Regions from separate parts of the Homo sapiens genome. Here region 2 is linked to region 1. The links are chromatin loops, found by intact Hi-C in ENCODE. Cell type or tissue: ovary. All regions are shown on one strand. Links, peaks and the distances in the headings refer to the core of each region. The heading gives the core; the rest is flanking DNA.

Region 1 (9,422 bases), core at 429-8,428:
GTGGGTTGTGTGATCTTGTGAGATATATATATAATTAGTCTTGGCACAGAGCTCCTAAAACCCTTGAACAGATGATCCTTAACTTATGATGGGGTTACGTCCCAGTGAATTCACTGAAGTCAGAAATATTGTAAGGTGAAAGTGTACTCAATACCCCAGTAAACCCATCATAAAGTCAAAAATTTTAAGTTGAATCATCTTAATTCCTGATGCACCTCAACTTACCACATGGTTATGTTCTGATGAGTGTATCTTTTATTATTCATAATAAGCCCTTTTCAACCATACCAGGGTTTATGCTAATGAGGTGACTCTTGGAGGAAGAATGGGGGCTGGTTGGCAGAAGAACCATGTGATTAGAGGGTGGGATCTTTCTTTCTTTCTTTCTTTTTTTTTTTTTTTTTTTGAGACAGAGTTTCACTCTTGTTGCCCAAGCTGGAGAGCAACGGCACTATCTCAGCTCACTGCAACCTCTGCCTCCCAGGTTCCAGCGAATCTCCTGCCTCAGCCTCCCGAGTAGCTGGGATTACAGGTGCACACCACCATGCCCAGCTAATATTTTGTATTTTTAGTAGAGACGGGGTTTCACCATGTTGGCCAGGCTGGTCTCGAACTCCTGACCTCAGGTTACCTGCCTGCCTTGGCCTCCCAAAATGCTGGGATTACAGGCGTGAACCACCACGCCTGGCTGGTTGGAACTTTCAGTCTCACCTCTGACCTCTGGGGAGGGGAGAGGAGCCCAGGGACTGAGTTAATCACCAACAGCCAGTGATTTGATCAATCATACCTAAATAATGGAACCTCTGTAAGATCCTGAACAAAGAGGTTTGGAGAGATTCCAGGTTGGTGAGTGCATCCACATGCTGGGAGGGTGGCACATCCCACACTCCACCGGGGACAGAAGCTCCTGTGCTCAGGATCCTCCCAGAACTTGCCCTTCATCTGGCTGTGAAATTACCATGATCCTGGTGATTTCAAAGACTATGTACATGATCATTTAACACCAAGGCCTTTCAGTTCTTGTCCTGCTCACATCCAATGACCTTTGCTTTTGCCACCCACCCTAGTGGCCACTCTCTTGACCTTGTCAGGATTCAGATTTCACCACCTGAAATTATAAATGTAGGCATTGTACTCACTTATAGTTCTCTTCCTAAGGCATTTCCGACAATGTCTGTTTTTTAACCTTCAATCCTTGACCCCTCCACAATCTACGTTCCTGTCGTATCTCATGAAATAGTATAAGAAACAAAAATGTGGACAGATTAAGTAACCTGCCCAAGGCCACAGTGGTGTAAACATAGAGCTGGGATTCAGATCTGGGTGTCTCTTATCCCAGCCCATGGGCTTCATTACCATAAAATGTCATCTCTCTATATATACCTTTTCTTGCTCTTAGAAAGGATTCAGTAAAAGCTTGATAAATGGATGGATTAATGGACAGATGGAAAGATAGATTGATAATTAGATGTATGGATAGACAGATGAAGAAACAGCACTTTGTACCAACTTATAGTACTGACTATATAGTAACTTCTACTAGTTACTTAGGTACTTTTCTTGATTTTCCTACTGGTTTATTGAGCAACTTGAAGGCAGAAATCCACTGTATTTAACTAGCAGTAGCTTGAGAATGTTTCAAATGTAGAAACCATAAAAGGAAAGAAAGATAAATTCAGCCACATTAAAAAAGACCTGCATGGGGGAAAAAAAACCGTAAGTGCAATGTCAAGAGACAAATGACGAAATACCATTGGAAGAAGAAAAATATTTACAACTGCCATCAAAATCAAAGGGCTAATTACCTTTTATATACAGCTCTTGCAAATAAGAATTTATCAACTACCAAGAAGAAAATTGGGCAGAGGTATCTCAGCAGACATTTCATAGAAAAAGAAATACCAAATGTCTCTAAAGCATATTAAAAGATAATCTCAATCTCATGAAGAAAATACAAATTAAAATAACACTGACATACTATTTTTCCTATCAGATTGACAGAAATCCAAACATTTGGTAACACAGTGTTGGTAAGTGTGTGAGGAAATTGGCACTCCCATACACTGCTGATGGGAATGCCAATTAGTACTCCTCCTTTAGAGGAGTAGGAATTTGAGAATTTCCTCCAAGATTACAAATGTACATTCTCTTTGAGCCAGCAATTCTGATGTTAGAAATTTTACATATATATTCATGCATATGTGAAATAATATATGCATATACCTATTGCATCAATGTTTTAGAAACATTTGCTTCAAATTTTAGAAAAAAAACAAATGTTCATCAACGGAAGTTAAGCTAAATAAACTAGCTACATTCATACAATAGAACATTGTGCAGCCATTAGTAGGGGGTGGGGTGTGGAAGGGAACTTTTGCTATTGGAATAATCTCCAACATAAATTGATACATTAAAAAAAAAAAAGCTTGGCCAGGCATGGTGGCTCACGCCTGTAATCCCAACACTTTGGGAGGCCGAGACAGGTGGATCACGAGGTCAGGAGATCGAGACCATCCTGGCTAACATGGTGAAACCCTGTCTCATTAGCCGGGCATGGTGGCGGGTGCCTGTAGTCCCAGCTACTCGGGAGGCTGAAGTAGGAGAATGGCGTGAACCCGGGAGGTGGAGCTTGCAGTGAGCCGAGATTGCGCCACTGTACTCCAGCCTGGATGACAGAGCCAGACTCTGTCTCGAAAAAAAAAAAAAAAAAAGCTTAATGGTGCCCATCTCACATCAGACAGGAACAAAGCAACCCCCTGTTTATCCCAGCTTGGCTTCTGGTCTATGCCCATGCCTGGTTTATGCTTTGGACACATAGATTACTGATTTTAAAAAATAAAAATAAATTAAATTTAAAAGCAAGGTACAGAACAGTGTGTATAATATGCTATTATTTGCACAAATCGGGGAAGAATAAATATTCTTATTTGCTTTTTATGCAAAGAACATCTCTGGAAGAATATATCAATGAACTAGTAAAATTTGCTTCTGGAGAGAGAAACTAGATGTGTGGAAACCAGGGGCAAGAGGGAGACTTTTTCCTGTGTTTTTAAAATTTTGAGCCAGCAAATGTGCCATCTATCTAAACAATTACCTAAATTTTAAAATGTTTAAGAAGAGGATGGTCAGAATGAAAGGAATTCTGGACTAGTCAAAGAATCTGGATTATGGTCCTAATTGTGGAGATTTGTAGCTTCATGTTCAGGGGCAGCCACAACTTCAGCCTCCTTTACAAGAAAGTGGACAAAATGTCATAGCTGGAAATGGATGTGCTTCATAAACTACAAACTAATGCGCAACTGTCAGGGTCCTTATTTCCCTGAGTCAGCCTATTCGGCATAGCTCCTTGAATATATTAGGTGCTCAGTAACTGTTTTAAAGGAGTGATCTTATCTAATTTCTCATGCTTTAAAAATACTGGAGCCAAGAGTCAGGTGATTTTTGTCTTCTCTCTCTCCTTTATGACTCTTAATTGCCTCTGTTTTGACATTTCCCAGCAGGGAAGACCTAACTCCTACCTCTTTCACACAGCTGCTCCAAACCCTTCACATCAGTGGAAGCCCAGCTCAAGTCCCAGTTTCCTGAATGAAACTTTCCTAACAAGTCAGTCTTCATTCTGATGAATGGGGGCTGAGACCTAGCCCAGAGGTTGCTTGCCAAGCTGTGGGCTCTGGCTCAGGGCAGCAATGGCCCCAAGAAAGTGAACTGATCCATCCTAATTTTCACAAAGGTGTCAGAGGGGCCTGCAGGTTCTACATGGATCTCTCTTTCCTAAATCACCGTCTCATTTATTACCATTTGATTTTTGCCAACTTCCCTGGCTTTGGCTCACATTTAGCTTCATGAGGGATAGGACTATGTCTTTCTGTCTTTCCATACTCTCCTATGCCTATCCCAGGGCTGGGCACCCTAAACCACTCTCTAAGGGTCTCCAACTAAGTCCTAAACTCAAATCCCAGCGGTATTTTCTCAGTTCACATCCAAACTGATGACTCAAACTTTAGATCATCAGCAGTCCCCTCCTTAAAATTCTCCTCTCCACTGGCTCCTGGGTTCCCTCTCACTTATTTGATCATCCATAAAAGGAGATCTACTCTATCTTAGTGCAGCGAGGTGGAGCTACGTGGACTTCACAGGCGGAGTGTCCGGATTCAGATTCCCATTCTACCGATGCACAGTTGTTAGCACTATGCAGATCCTGTAACCTCCCTGAGGCCCGATGCCAGCTTGGTATTACTATCCCTATTGAGTTTAAACTTCTGTGCATTCTTAAGTGTTCCATCACCACCTCAAGTTCAATGTACCTTCGAATTATTCTTGCCTGGATTATCTGCCACCCTCCCCAGAACAGGCAATGAACAGGGTCATTCAGCTGTTTTCGGCAGCTGTCTCTTGATGGACAGTAGGTGGCGCTGTCTTTCAAGACAGGACACCATTTCGCTTCACCTCCGGAAGGTGGAGCATTGTTGCCAAGACTCTAGGGCACTGGCAACCGTCTTTTAAACGGTGGCTTAAAAACTGATAGCATAATTCCTCAGGGCAAGAAACATCTGGCTGTGGAAAGCTAGCCGTGAAATATGTAGACTGAAGATGGAAGGAAAGAGAAGGGAAGGGGAGCATAAAACTGTGTAAGAGGAAGAGGGGTGGCCCAGGAGAGAGACAGAGCCTGCAGGGCTGCAGAAGGCAGGTAACCAACAAGGAAAGTTTACCAGTGAGAAATGTCTTGGGCAGAAATAGTGAAGGAATGTTTAAGAACGGAAATGCCTAATACTGAAACTTAAGTTGTCTGCTCTGAGATTGTGTCCTCTGCTGAAACCTGTCCTTTAGACCAGCACTCAATACTTTTTATCCCTAGACTTCCAGGAATCAAGCAGTCAATCTGTCATGCACAGTGACCTGAATAAGAGGAAATTTAGAGAAATCTCAGGAAAGTTGCTATGCTCTATGTTTGATGAGGCAGTTCTCAGAAAAACAGGGTTGGGGAGGAGCAGGGGTTCAAGATCTCAGATTCAGGAGGCATGGGGGACTCAGCAGAGCCCTTGGGAGCTGCTGGTGAAAGAAATGAGTTATTGGTAGGAACCTCTGAATTCCACCCAGTCGCGTGGAGGAAACAACCTCCAATACAGCATGACCTCACTTAGAGTGTAAAAAGGTTAACTGGTAGAAGCAGACAGTATTAATACAATGGTGGTTACCAAAGTCTGGGCGTGGTGGGCATGGGGATGGGTTGGTCAAAGGATACAAAGTTTCAGTTACTTCAAGGAGGAATACTTCAAGAGATCTGTTGTACCTTCTGGTGATTTGTTAGTAATGGTACACTGTGTTCTTGAAAATTGCTGAGAGAGTAGATTTTAAGTGTTCTCACCACAAAACACGAAAACCAAATAAACAAAACTAAAACAGCCTGAAATGTATTGAGGCTATTAGGCATTCACCAGGTTGTTAAGGAATCCTTATTTCAAGTCCTACAAAACAGCTGATCTTGAGAAGCACAGCCAGATGGACCAGTGTGGACATTACATATGGCGAGGTTGTAGAAAGCAATGAATCCACCCCCAGTGGAATGCGTATGAGGGGCTGGTTTACAGTAAATACTTAACTGGACACACCTATTTCAACAAAAGGATAGGGTTACACAATCAGCCACTTCCCTATAATAGGGGAATTTATGAGCTTCCAACTCCAAACTGAGGCACAGGGAAGAATCAAAAAGGGTAAGCAAATGCAGAGAGTGATGTTCGGTGACACAGACAGTACGTCAGCCTGAAGTGGGACCCCAGCGGAGAGACTTCAGGGACAAGCCTGTTGCAGTCGTGAAGTGTGCAGAGGAAGCTCTGCCATTAAGTTCATCCCTTGCACTGGTTCTTTCCAAGACCCTGGAATTCCAAGCAATGTGTTCAATATGGTCATGCTAAGTGTTTTGTAAAATTTGCAAAAGTAACATATTTTAACCACGGTTAGGATTACTGTCTCCTTCCACGTCAACTTCCCTCTGTCACAGTTTCTCTTGTATCAGGTAGCATGTGGGGGTTCTAGCTAAGGGGAAATTAAGTTGGGATTACATTGTTTGAGATTACTAGGATATGTGGTTCATAAGCACTTTCATGTATAGTCAAGTTATTGCTACCCGTCTCAGTGTAGAAGTGGCTTACAGGAACCACCACCCACTGAGATAACTCACCTGACATCAGAGACTAAAGTGAAAGGTCAGAGATCTGTCACAATAAGAATGTGTGCTGTGACATGAGGCACCAGAAGTCTGTGGACAGTGAAGCCAATAAATCCTTTTAACCCCTAGATGTAGAAAATTATAAGCGTATTACTCAGTCTCATCAAAGTCTAGTCAAAATGGAAGCTCTCTTCTTTAGGAATATACTTATTAAATATGCATATACAATTATACATACATCATGAAATAAAATGATCTCTTGCATATTTGCACATGAAATTAATAGAAGTTATTCTGACATCAGAAAAGGAATTGGAAGAAGAAAAAAAGTTTGGTTCCAGCCAAAACCAGCAATTTATTGAAGGGAAGGGATACATTTTAAATAGAATAGATGCCTAGATTGTTTGACAATCACTTGATGAAGAATTAACCACATAAACACATTAAAACTTAAAAAACTTGTTGTTTTGGCATAAAATATTGACATCTACAAACAGTTTCATACTACACCTTTACAACAAGGACTTAACGAAAAACAGGCCAATGACTTTCAGCAACTTAAAAGAGTATTTAAGATTAGTCACTGCCCAAGAAAACTTGAAATGCCCTGAAATCTCAGGCTTACATAGGAAACTCTTCACAGAGGCTTCTCCAAAATTAATAGCACTAAAAATTTGCATATTATTACCAATAACGATTGTGAAATGGATATTAACTTTTCTAAACTTTCAATAAAAACTTTTTTTGCTTAACTATGCTAGACGAAATACCAAATTATTCATTCTCACCCAGGAAAATACATTACAAAAGTGTTGTCGAATGAAGAGGGAATCAAAAAATATAAATGGGAAAATATAGGGGTGGTTCAAGCAGTTATTAGAATTTTGGGGGGATTTTTTGATGTTTGTGATATGTCAGTTTTTAAACATTTATCATTTGCTGTCATTGTTTTTCCTCATTGTAAGTCATATTTGCTTTTATTCTTAATTTTGTCAAATTCTGTATCCTTTTTCTTTTCTTTCTTTCCTTTTTTTTTTAATTTTTTTATTTTGAGACGGAGTGTTGCTCTGTCGCCAGACCTGAGTGTAGTGGCAACGATCTTGGCTCACTGCCTCACTGCAACCTCCGCCTCCCTGGTTCAAGAGATTCTCCTGGCTCAGCCGCCCGAGTAGCTGGGATTACAGGCACATGCCACTATGCCCAGCTAATTTTTTGTATTTTTAGTGGAGACGAGGTTTCACCATGTTGGCCAGGATGGTCTCGATCTCCTGACCTCGTGATCCACCCACCTCGGCCACCCAAAGTACCGGGATTACAGGCGTGAGCCACCGTGCCCGGCTGTATCCTTTTTCTTGAAAAGACACAACACTGTGTAAGCTTTCAAGCCCCACAAACCTGGGCCATCTCCCCGCCCCAGGAGAGTTCTCCGGCAATGGGAGTGGCCCAGACAGGCTCCCCAGATAGGGTCGGTTTCCAACAGGAGCCCTAAGGGGAGCTGAACCGGAAAACAAGTCTGTTAGTAGCGCTGGTCCTACGTGTCAGGGCTCAGTGGATAGAGAAGGAACAGGTGAGAAGCAGAGCCCCCGCCCAGTCCCCAGCGGTCCCCTTGGGAGCTCTGCTCGTGACCGTCCCGAGGGGCTGCGGCTCCGGGGCTCGGGTCGTTTTGAGTTCCTATCTTTGCGGCGGCTCTAGAATTCCAGGGGCAAGGCTTGCGCTCTGTCGTTTGCAGAAGACCGTCGCCAACGGACATCTGGGCCCTCTGGTGTTTCCAGCCCCACCTCCTCCCAGCCTTTCTTGTAACTAACCTGATCGAATGTGTGAATTGGGATTTCTTTTAAAAGCCCACCTCAACTGAAATTGGGACAGTGTAATCAGGATTCCGCTCCCCCGCCTTCACCCCAATCGGTTGCTTTTCAAATACAGCTTTTCTAAAACGCCGCCAGGCACCCGGGCGTGAAGGCGCGCGTCCGGCGTTCCTGGGCGCTCACCCAGTGGTCCGCGCGCCAATCTCCCTAACGTTCCCCAACCACCGTCCGAGCTGCCCCACTCTTCGCCCGGTCACTGATGCAGAGGCTGTCAGGCCTCTCTGCGCACGAAACCCATCACAGCACCTGGGCCAGCAGCCAGTGCCGGGCTGTCCTCTTCCCACCCCAAGGCGGTCCTCTTGAGTCTTCACACCGCCTCCTTCGGATCCCTCCCCATCCTGAGGACTTCAGGTTGCCGGCTCCTCACTTGGGTCCTGCGCACCTCGGGCTTCTCACAGAGTAGCCGTCTCCATTCTACGGATAGGGAAACAGAGGACCAGAGCCCCGAAAGTCGTACGCCCCAAAGCCCCTGAGAGTGGTCTCCAAATGCTAGTGCTGTGGCTCTGGAAAGATTCATTTTATTTCCTGCAACAAAGGCAGCCTCAGAGAACTGGCCTCCGAGCCTTTTCCGTGCAGACCCCCAATCTTTCAAGACACCACAGACCAATTCAGTTGGCAAAAGCCCTAAGAACAGTACACCCCAAACCAATGGAATAAAAAAGTTTTGTTTAGTTGAGACTGCAGAACTCTTAGCTGGCTTACAGATTTCTAAGGCAGCATTTGGCACCTCTGTTTGCTGTTTGGCTCCTCTTTCGGCCTCTAGAGCTGACTGCAGCTCCAATCTCCTTGTCACATCCTGGTCTGCAAACTGAGACCTCACAGGGGCCTTTACACCGTAGGGCAACTCCTTATGCCGTTGTCACACTGAAGCTAGAATTCTCAAAGCTGGAGCACTTAGGTGTCTGCATTTTAGAGGTCCCAGCCTGAATATATGCACAAGCAGGGTTTTGTTTCTGAGCTCAGTGAAGAGGACTGCTGTGACTCCAGCTCTTCTGAAATATTAGATGTGTAAAATGCAAGATTCTCTTCCAGCCTTGACTGGAGGTGATGTGGCAATGTGTGTACGCAAGAAAAGTCCATGCAGACTTTATACAGACTTTACTACTACAGACAAGAGAATCTTTCTGAAAGCTAAGGCCCAGAGAAGAGCAAACTACTGAAAAACTAAGGCCTGCATCAGAAGGGCTTCTGCTTCCATTAATGGACTGAGTAATTCAGACCAAGCCTCCATTTGAAGACAACTAAAAATGCTGGGTAAAATATTTTTAAGTATCTTACTTAAATATTCAAAGGTTAGTGAGGAATTGCTGGGCCAAAATTTGGGAAAGGAAAGGAACATGGAGGTGAGCCTGCAACTGGGGTCGCTTCTGTTCTGGGAGCATTTGCTG
Region 2 (9,422 bases), core at 1,033-9,032, 270 kb after region 1:
GCCCAGCTCCACCACGACTTGTAGGCGACCTTCTTTCCTATTGTATCACCTGAAAACGGAAAATTAGCAGGCACACCCCATAGATGTATCGTGACAATTAAATGAATTCATATTTTGAAAGTGCTAAGGACACGGATTAACACATAGCACCATGACAGTGTATGATATTATCGCTGTTGGTGTTTTTTTTTTTTTTTTTTTTAGATGGAGTTTTGCTCTCGTTGCCCATGCTGGAGTGCAGTGGCACCATCTCGGCTCACTGCAACCTCCACCTCCTGAGTTCAAGCGATTCTCCTGCCTCAGCCTCCAGAGTAGCTGGGATTACAGGCGCCCGCTACTACACCCAGCTAATTTTTTGTATTTTTAGTAGAAACGGAGTTTCCCCATGTTAGGCAGTCTGGTCTTGAACTCCTGACCTCAGGTGATCCACCCTCTTCGGCCTCCCAAAGTGCTGGGATTACAGGTGTGAGCCACCATGCCCCGCCGTTGTTGCTATTTCTTTCATCCTTTTTGCTTGAGCCTCTTCTCTTCTTTCTAGGTTCCCAGGGAAATTCTCTGTTGGAAGATTATGCCTGCAAGAGGCCTCCACCTGGGAAATGCTGGCCCATGGGGGGATCTCCCTTTTATTAAATGGAATGATTGTTGGTGAAGTGACAGCTAGTGAGCCAGTGACAGTACGGTTCATGTAAAAAAGACCACATACCTAGGATTACCTCCATTTTAATAAAGACACATCCCACACATTATAAGTCCAATGTGATTTGTGAGGAGATTGCTTTGATTTGCTCACGAAAAATATTACTCTACTTTCTTTGAGAGAGTTTTGCAACACATTTCAAATCTCTGCTTCTCATTTCACACTATCTGGCTCATGAGTGAAGGTGATAAGTGTCGTACTATGCTCTCAGGTTTGTCTGTCAGAGTCATAGTCATGTATTACACATAAAGATTATTTTCTTGTTATCATTTATTTATATATATTATACTCATGGGATATAGATAGATATTATTACAGTGCTTAAATGGCTACTACTGATATCTATACATTTTCTCTCTTGGTATATGATATTAACACATAGAATTGTATACTGTTACTTTGGTTTCCAGCAATTGCTGATTAGGTCATTTGGACCACTTCTCCCATTGAGTACAACTAGAAAAATGGGAGGAAAATACATATTTGAAAAGTCTGGTTGAATTTATAGATGGGCTAGCAAAGCAGTGAAGATTTGCTTGGCCAGGAACCAGGAAGAGGCAGAAATCCAGAAGAGCATCTTGAGCTATGGGGCTGCTTTTTTGGATCAGATGCAGTGACACCTGCCTCCCAGGCAAGAAGCCAACTTCTGGGATTCAGAACTAAAGTGTCCCAATATTTAGAAGGTCTCTTGGTCTCTCTAGAGTTCAGTGCTCATTGGCCAGGGCTATGATACTCACACTCATTCCTTGGAGGAGCCAAGCTTCGGGTTTGGCTGCCTCTGGGACATTTCATGCTAGAAAAACCCCAACATGTGTAGATAAATGGTATAGAGGACACCAGCCACCCTTTGATGGAGCTCTGCCCAGTAGTGTCCCCTCACTTCCACTCAGAGACAACATGCCCATTTCACTAAATTCATGAGGACATGGCCAACATAAGTAAGAGAACACCGGGAGGTACCTTGGACAGAGTTCCATGCAGTCACAGCTTTTGCGTCTCTGTGTCTTTTCCCTTCATCTCAACCAGAGAGCATTTGCCGAGGCCGAAGAACAAAAAACTTCAAATATTGGAGCGGAATCTAAGACCACTGATCCATTGTGATCAGGAGGCTGGAGCCATGTGGTCCAGGAATAATGAAGTCTGTGAGGCCTTGGTCACCCCAAGGCTCTCTCCCATTAGAAGCTGCCTCTCACTGCTATCAGGGAGGACCCAGGAGCTGGACATGGCTTTTTTTTTTTTTTTTTTTCATTTCTGATGAGAACCTGGAGAGGTCCCAGAGCATATAGACCTTGATTGAAATGGGGCCAGAGTGGAGTCAGGCAAAAAACTCTAATGACTCAGAGGCACCTAAGTATAAAATAAAATCTCAACTCAGAGCTTCCATCAGAGCATCAGGCTCAGTATCTCCTGTGTTTGCACTGTGAGTACTGGAGCTTGATGAGAAGAAAAATAGCTACATGTGCAGAAAAACATATGTAGTTAGAAAGCTGGGTCATGGTTCAAGGTAAGAGGGACCCTTGTCTTTTCCGTGGTAGATAGTGGGGCTTTCTGCCATCTTAGTTCTGATGGACCAAGTGCAGAAGATAAACTTTCCTGCTTTCAGCTTAGTGACTGGTAATAGAAGCTGGAGTTAAGAGAATCAGTGGCAGCCTCTGTCTCCATGCCCCAGCCCAGTAAATCTAAGCCAGGACTTGGGGCTCTGGCACTTTCTTCTCACTGTGCGTCCTCCTTCTCTGGCTCAAAAGAGAACCACATGTAACAGAAACCAAGGGCTACAATTCTCATAGAACCCAGAAAACTGGACTAGGGGCCTAGAGAGTCATGTGCCTGCCATTGTTCCACCGCTTACGTGCTGTGTGACCTCAGGAGAAGCTCTCTGCTCTTTGAATCATCTGTGAATCATGGACAAACACCTCCATGCTAGCAACATTACTGAAATGCAGGGAGGAACAAGTGATTCAATTGGGAGGAAAAAAAGCAAAGTGATGACATTTACTCCTAGACAAAACTTTTTAGGAAAATGTATCTTAAAAGTAGGAGAAAAACATATAATACCTGCAATCCCCTGCAAAAGAAGCCTCTTTAGCTTACTACTTGTTCATCGTCTTTCTGTGAAATTTGGGCAAAACTAGCTGCCTCATTATCTCAAATAAATTAATGCAGTTGGCGATTCTATGTCAGTTTAGGTCTACAACTTTTGCTTTGTGTGAAACTGAAAGGGAATGGGAACATCTTCATTTTTCTGTGGTGGCCAGGGGACACTCAGAGGCTTGGAAATGACCCTATATCATCTATTTTCAATTGCCTCACTCTATCTTTTGAAATCTCAGGTAATTCATACTCCTAAAAAAATCTCATGTTCATACATAGGACAAGGTAGAAAAGGTAATATTTCTGTTTTAATTTGCTAGGGCTGCCATAACAACGTACCAAAGGCTGGGTGACTTAAATAATAAATATGTGTTGTCTCACAGTTCCAGAGGCCACAGGTGCAAGGTCAAGGTGCTGCAGGGTTGATCTCTTCTGAGGCCTCTTTCCTTTGCTTGTAGATGGCCACTTCTTCTGCCTTCTCAACATAGGGCTTCAACATGTGGATTTTGGTGGCGTAGGAACACAATTCCTCTTGTAACAGTCTGGATCGTCTTTGACAATGGATGTTCTAAAAAATAAAAGAGAGTAATAGACAGTACAACCCTTTGGCTGAAATCTTTCTCTTGGTTTTCTAAAATTTTGGTCTTGCAATAGAAAAAACAAGAAAGAGAACCAAAGTTTAGTTCTTCCCGGAAGGTGAGGCCTCCTCCCTAAGTCTGTGTAATCCCAGACACTAAGACATGGTGCTGTGCAGTTCTCCAAAGTCCTACTCACTCCAGTGATTCTGTTTCTGTCTTTTTAACTGAGCAGAAGAGTCTCTTTCAGGAGAGCAACTTCTTCTGATGCTTTATGGGCTTTATTCTCCTTAAACTTATGGAATGAAAAAGATCTTAATAAAAAGGAAAATATTTGCCAAATTTTTATCATGCTCATAATTTTTGTACCTTTTTAAATGCCCCATATTGTGTTGTTTATTTTTTAAATTTTTTAAAATTGGTACATAATATTTGTACATATTTATGGGATACATGTGACATTTTGATACATGCATAGAATGTGTGTATCAGTCAAGATATTTAGGGTATCCATGACCTCAAGCATTTATCATTTCTTTCTGTTGAGAACATTTTAAATTCACTCTTTTTTGTTTTGTTTTGTTTTTTGAGATGGAGTCTCACACCATCACCCAGACTGGAGTGCAGTGGCACGATCTCGGCTCACTGCAAGCTTCGCCTCCCGGGTTCACACCATTCTCCTGCCTCAGCCTCCCGAGTAGCTGGGACTACAGGCACCCACCACCACGCCCGGCTAATTTTTTTTTTTTTTTTTGTATTTTTAGTAGAGACGGGGTTTCACCATGTTAGCCAGGATGGTCTCGATCTCCTGACCTCATGATCCACCCTCCTCGGCCTCCCAAAGTGCTGGGATCACAGGCATGAGCCACCACGCCCAGCCAAATCCACTCTTATAGCTATTTTGAAATATACATTTTTGTTAACTTTAGTCAGTCTGCTGTGCTATCAAACATTAGAACTTATTTTCTCTATATAATTGGACATTTGCATCCATTAACCTGCATCTCTATATTTTCCCACCCCTACATTCTTCCCAGTTTCTGGGAACTGTCATTCTACTCTCTCTACCTCCCTAAGATTAACCTTTTTGGCTCGCACATATTAGTGACAACATGTGGTATTTGTCTTTCCTTGCTTGGCTTATTTCACCTAACGTAATGACCTTTGGTTACATCCATGTTTCTGCAACTGACAGGATTTCATTCTTTTTTATGGCTGAATTGCATTCCATTGTGTATATATATACCACCATTTATTCATTCACCCATTGATGAATTCACCCATTGATTTCATAACTTCGCTACTGTGAATAGTGCTTCAATAAACCTGGGGGTGCAGGTAGTCTTTTGATATATTGATTTCTTTTCCTTTATATAAATACCCATGAGTGGAGTTGTTGGATCCAATAGTAGTTCTATTTTTTGTTTTTTGAGAAATCATTATACTGATTTCCATAATTGCTGTACTTACTTTCCCAAGAGTGTACAACAGTTCCCATTTCTCCACATGCTCACCACTATCCATTATTTTTTATTTCCTATTAGTAGCCATTCTAAATAGGATAAGATGATATTTCATTATAGTTTTGATTTGCATTTTCCTGATATTTAATAAGGTTGAGTGTTTTTCGTATACCTGTTGACCATTTGTATGTCTCCTTTTGAGAAACATCTATTCAGACACTTTGTCCATTTTTTAATTGGATTATTTGTGTTTTTACTGCTGAGTTTTTTAAGTTCCTTGTATATTCTAGATGTTAGTTCCTTGCTGGATGAATACATAGCAAATATTTTCTCTATTCAACAGGTTGCCTCTTCATTCTGTTGATTGTTTCATTTGCTGTGCTGAAGCTATTTAGTTTAATATAGTCCCACTTGTCTATTTTATTTTTGTTGCCTGTGCTTTTGAGGTCTTAGCCATAAAGTCTTTGCCCAGACCCATGTCTGGAGTGTTTCCTGTAAGCATTCTTCTAGTAGTTTTATAGTTTTGGGACTTACATTTAAATCTTTAATCCATTTTGAGTTGATTTCTGTATATGGTGGGAGACAGGGTTCTAGTGGTATTCTTCTGCATCTGGTAGCATTTTCCCAGCTCCATTTATTCTCCATTGTTGCTTTTGTTCTTTCTCCATTGTATATTCTTTACCAAAAATGAGTTGGCTATCAATGCATGGATTTATTGTGAGTTCTCTTTTGTATTCCATTAGTCTATGTGTCTGTTTTTATGCCAGCACCATGCTGATTTGGTTACTATAACTTTATATTGTATTCTGAATTCAGGAAGTGTGATACCTCTAGCTTTGTTCTTCTTGCTCACGATTGCTTTGGCTATTTGGGATATTTTATGATTCCATATGAATTTCATAATTTTTTCTATTTCTGTGAATAATGATATTGGTATTTTGATAGGGATTGAATTGAATCTGTAAATTGCTTTGGGTAGTATGAACATTTTAACAATATTCTCCCAATTTATGTGCATGAAATTTATGTGTTTCATTTTTTAAATTAATATTTAACAATATTAATTCTCCCAATTTGTGTGTTTTATTTTTTTTCCTTAGAGACAAGGTCTCACTATGTTTCCCAGGCTAGTCTTGAACTCCCAGGCTCAAACAATTCTCCTGTCTCATCATCCCAAAGTGCCAGGATTACAGGTATGTGCCACTGCGCCTGGCTCTTCCAGTTTTGTGTACTCTTCAATTTCCTTCATCAGTGCCTTATAGTTTTTGTTTTACTTCCTGGGGTAAATTGATTCTTAGTTATTTTATCCTCTTTATGATTTATAAATAGTTTTGCTTTCTTGATTTCTTCTTCAGATTATATGGTGCTTGTATATATAAATGCTCTGAAAGTTTGCACATTGATTTTGTATCCTGTAATTTTACTGAATTTGCTTATTAGTTCTCACCATTTATTTGGTGGAATATTTAGATTTTTCTTTCTTTCTTTTTTTTTCTTTTTTTGAGATGGAGTCTCGCTCTGTCATCCAGGCTGGAGTGCAGTGGCGCGATCTCGGCTCACTGCAAGCTCCACCTCCTGGGTTCACGCCATTCTCCTGTCTCAGCCTCCTGAGTAGCTGGGACTACAGGCGCCCGCCACCACGACCAGCTAATTTTTTTTTTTTTTTTTTTTTTTTGTATTTTTAGTAGAGACGGGGTTTCACAATGTTAGCCAGGATGGTCTCGATCTCCTGACCTCGTGATCCGCCTGCCTTGGCCTCCCAAAGTGCTGGGATTACAAGCATGAGCCACCGCACCCGGCCAATATTTAGTTTTTTCTGAGTAAAAGATTATGCCATTTGCGAATAAGGCTAAGTTGGCTTTCTCCTTTCCAATTTGGATGCCCTTTATTTCCTCCTCTTGGCTGATTGCTCTTGCTAGGACTTCTAGTGCTGTGTAGAATAAAAGTGATGAAAGTGGGAGTCTTAGCCTTCTTCCAGATCTTGGAGGAGAGGCTATAAGCTTGTCCCTATTCAGTATAATGTTAGCTGTGTGTTTGCCATATATGGATATATCATGGTGTATTATTCTTTTGGTATACTGTTGGATTTTGTTGCTAATATTTTTAATTATTATTTTTATCAGCAACTTTATAATTTTTATTATAAGCTTTTTAAGCTTATAAAATGTACATATACCAAAATAATCAGATCTTCATCAAATTTATCAATGAATTTTGACCAATACAGCATATTACTCTTGCCACTATCAATGTACATAAAGATCCCTTTTTCTCCCTTCAACTCAGCTTCCATGCCTCCAGCAGCCATTGATCTGACGGCTGTCAGGATAGCACAGTTCTTCCTGTTTTAAAACTTCATACAAATCTACTCATCCCATATGGCCTCCCTTGTATCTGGCTTTTTGCGCTTGTTGTAATACCTATGTGATCAATCCATGTTGGTGCACGTATCAGTAGTTCTTTCATTTTCATTGCTGATAATATTCCATTGTATGACTGAATCATGATTTTTGTACATTGGCAGTTATTTCTTGTTTTTTACTATTATAAATAAAGAAACTATGAACATTTTTATGCAGGGATTATCGACAAAATCTTCATTTCTCTTGAGTATATACCTAGGAGTGGAAATGGTAGCTGTAGAGGACTAGCTTGTTTAACTTTATTAGATGATATGAAATTGATTTTCAAAATGGATGTTTTATATTCTTATAGGCAATGGAGGAGAGTACAGATTGTTCCACTTCCTTGCTAGCATTTATAGTTATTAATCATTTTAATTTTAGCCATTCTAATGGTTGCTTAGTGGTTTCTCACTGTGGTTTTACTTTGCATTTTTCCCTGAACTGGCCATTCATATATCTTCTTTTGCAATGTTTCAGATTTCTCTACAGATTGTGGAAGGTGCTAAATAAAGATGAGTCCTCTTTCTCTAGTGCTGGACCTAAAGCAGAATGTTCAGAGTCCCTCCACATATCCCAATCCAGCCAACCACATACCATGTTTGCCTCCAGAAGCTCCTACTCCTTCATCCGTCTTTCACGGTCTATCACTTCATTCTGGCTTAAGCTCACACTCCTCCAGGAAGTCAGTTACTGTGAAGGTCACTAACATGCTCAGTATTGTCATGTCTCCACCTGTCTTTACTTCTCTGTAGCTTTCCTCACACTCAACGACTCCTTTTTATTTTGCTCAATTTCTGTGGATTCACTTCACAAATTTTATTATAAGGTAGTTCTAGCTAGAAGAAAAAATAGAGAATTATAAGAAATCTTTGTGAAGCTGCCACCCAGGTTTGTCAATTTGTGACATTTTAATATTATTGGCTGTATGTAGTATACATAGAAAATAACAGAAACACGTGTAGATAGCCCTGATTTTCCACAGTTCTGTTATGCATGTGTTTCAGTCAATACTGTACTGAGCAAAGCAAGAACTGTTGGTGAATGTGTGTCTTGAATTTGCTGTATGCCCCTATATTCTTACTAAGTTTTAAAAAGTCTCTTGTTTTTGTTTGTTTGTTTGTTTGTTTGTTTTTAACATGGTTTCACTTTGTCACCTGGACTGAAATGCAGTGGCACAAACACAACTCACTTCAGCCTCTACCTGCCAGGCTTAAGCAATTCCTCCCTTCTAGGCCTCTTGAGTAGCTGGGACTAGAGGTTTGCGCCACCATGCCTGGCTAATTTCTGTATTTTTTGTAGAGAAAGGGATTTATCATGTTTCCCAGACTTGTCTGGAACGCCTGGGGTCAAGCAATCTGCCCACCTTGGCCTCCCAAGATGCTAGGATTATGGGTATAGGCCCCCTTGCCTGGCTTTACTTTTAGACTTTTTATAAATTGTTTCTTGCTGATTTTGTTATGCATTTGCTTGCTTTTTCCGTTAACATGGTCTATGAGATGGATCAATGTTCACACAAATAGTTCATTTGTTTTCATTGCTAGATAGTATTCCATGGGAGGAATATGCTACAATTTATCTCTTCCCCACTTCATTGACCTCTACATAGTCTTTATTAAAGACACTGCTGCAATGAACATGCTGGGACATTGCTTTCTGGTTCCAAGAATATGTGAGCTCCCCTAGGATATGCATGTAAGAGTGGGGTCACTGCACCCTTCCCATATGATGCTACATGATGTCAAATTGTTCTCTGAAAGAAATAATCCAAATGCCTATCAGTAGGGAGCTGGTTAAAAAGCATTGCATTCAAAAAGGGTAATCTCTATTTTAAAAAATGCATGCCTATACAGTGGATTGCCAAGAAATTTTTGAACAAAAAAAAGAAAGACATAGTGTAGTTCTTGATATTTCTTCATGGGATGGTCTCCGTGATACAATGGTAAGGGAAAACAGCAAGGTACAGAAAAGCATATGTAGTTTGCTAAAATTTGTGTGCAAAGGGAGAAAGAACATACACATATACATTTATATTTGCTTGCACAGTCACAAAATACCTTTGAAAGAATAAGCACTGCCTGATGAGTTTGGAGTGAGAGATGGTCAGGATGATTTCCCGCACAGTCAGGTTGTTTGAAGGGAGGGGAAAAGAGCAAGCAGCAAGTTTTGTGTTTCTGCAAAGACAGAGACAGTG

Evidence for each region. Peaks named below come from ENCODE experiments on the same cell type or tissue, not always from the same donor. Only the 100,000 strongest peaks of a DNase experiment are listed, where the experiment ranks them.
Region 2: it touches region 1 in a loop (8-fold over the local background); 39 of 110 quality-filtered maps call a loop at or near these places.

The regions. Positions count from the first base shown.
Region 1 is chr6:30,126,201-30,135,622 of GRCh38, reverse strand. It overlaps LOC124900227 (small nucleolar RNA SNORA48), which reads left to right and starts at 2,681; the gene lies at 2,681-2,818. In ovary, for the core only: a CTCF peak has its summit at 4,413 (motif pointing right); a DNase peak (open chromatin) is centred at 4,422; H3K27me3 peaks cover 476 bases.
Region 2 is chr6:29,853,943-29,863,364 of GRCh38, reverse strand. It overlaps LOC105375010 (a long non-coding RNA gene), which reads left to right and starts at 5,979. Exons shown (of 4, transcript XR_926681.2): 1 at 5,979-6,019. It also overlaps the pseudogene MICF. In ovary, for the core only: no CTCF peak of the experiment used is centred there; no DNase peak of the experiment used is centred there.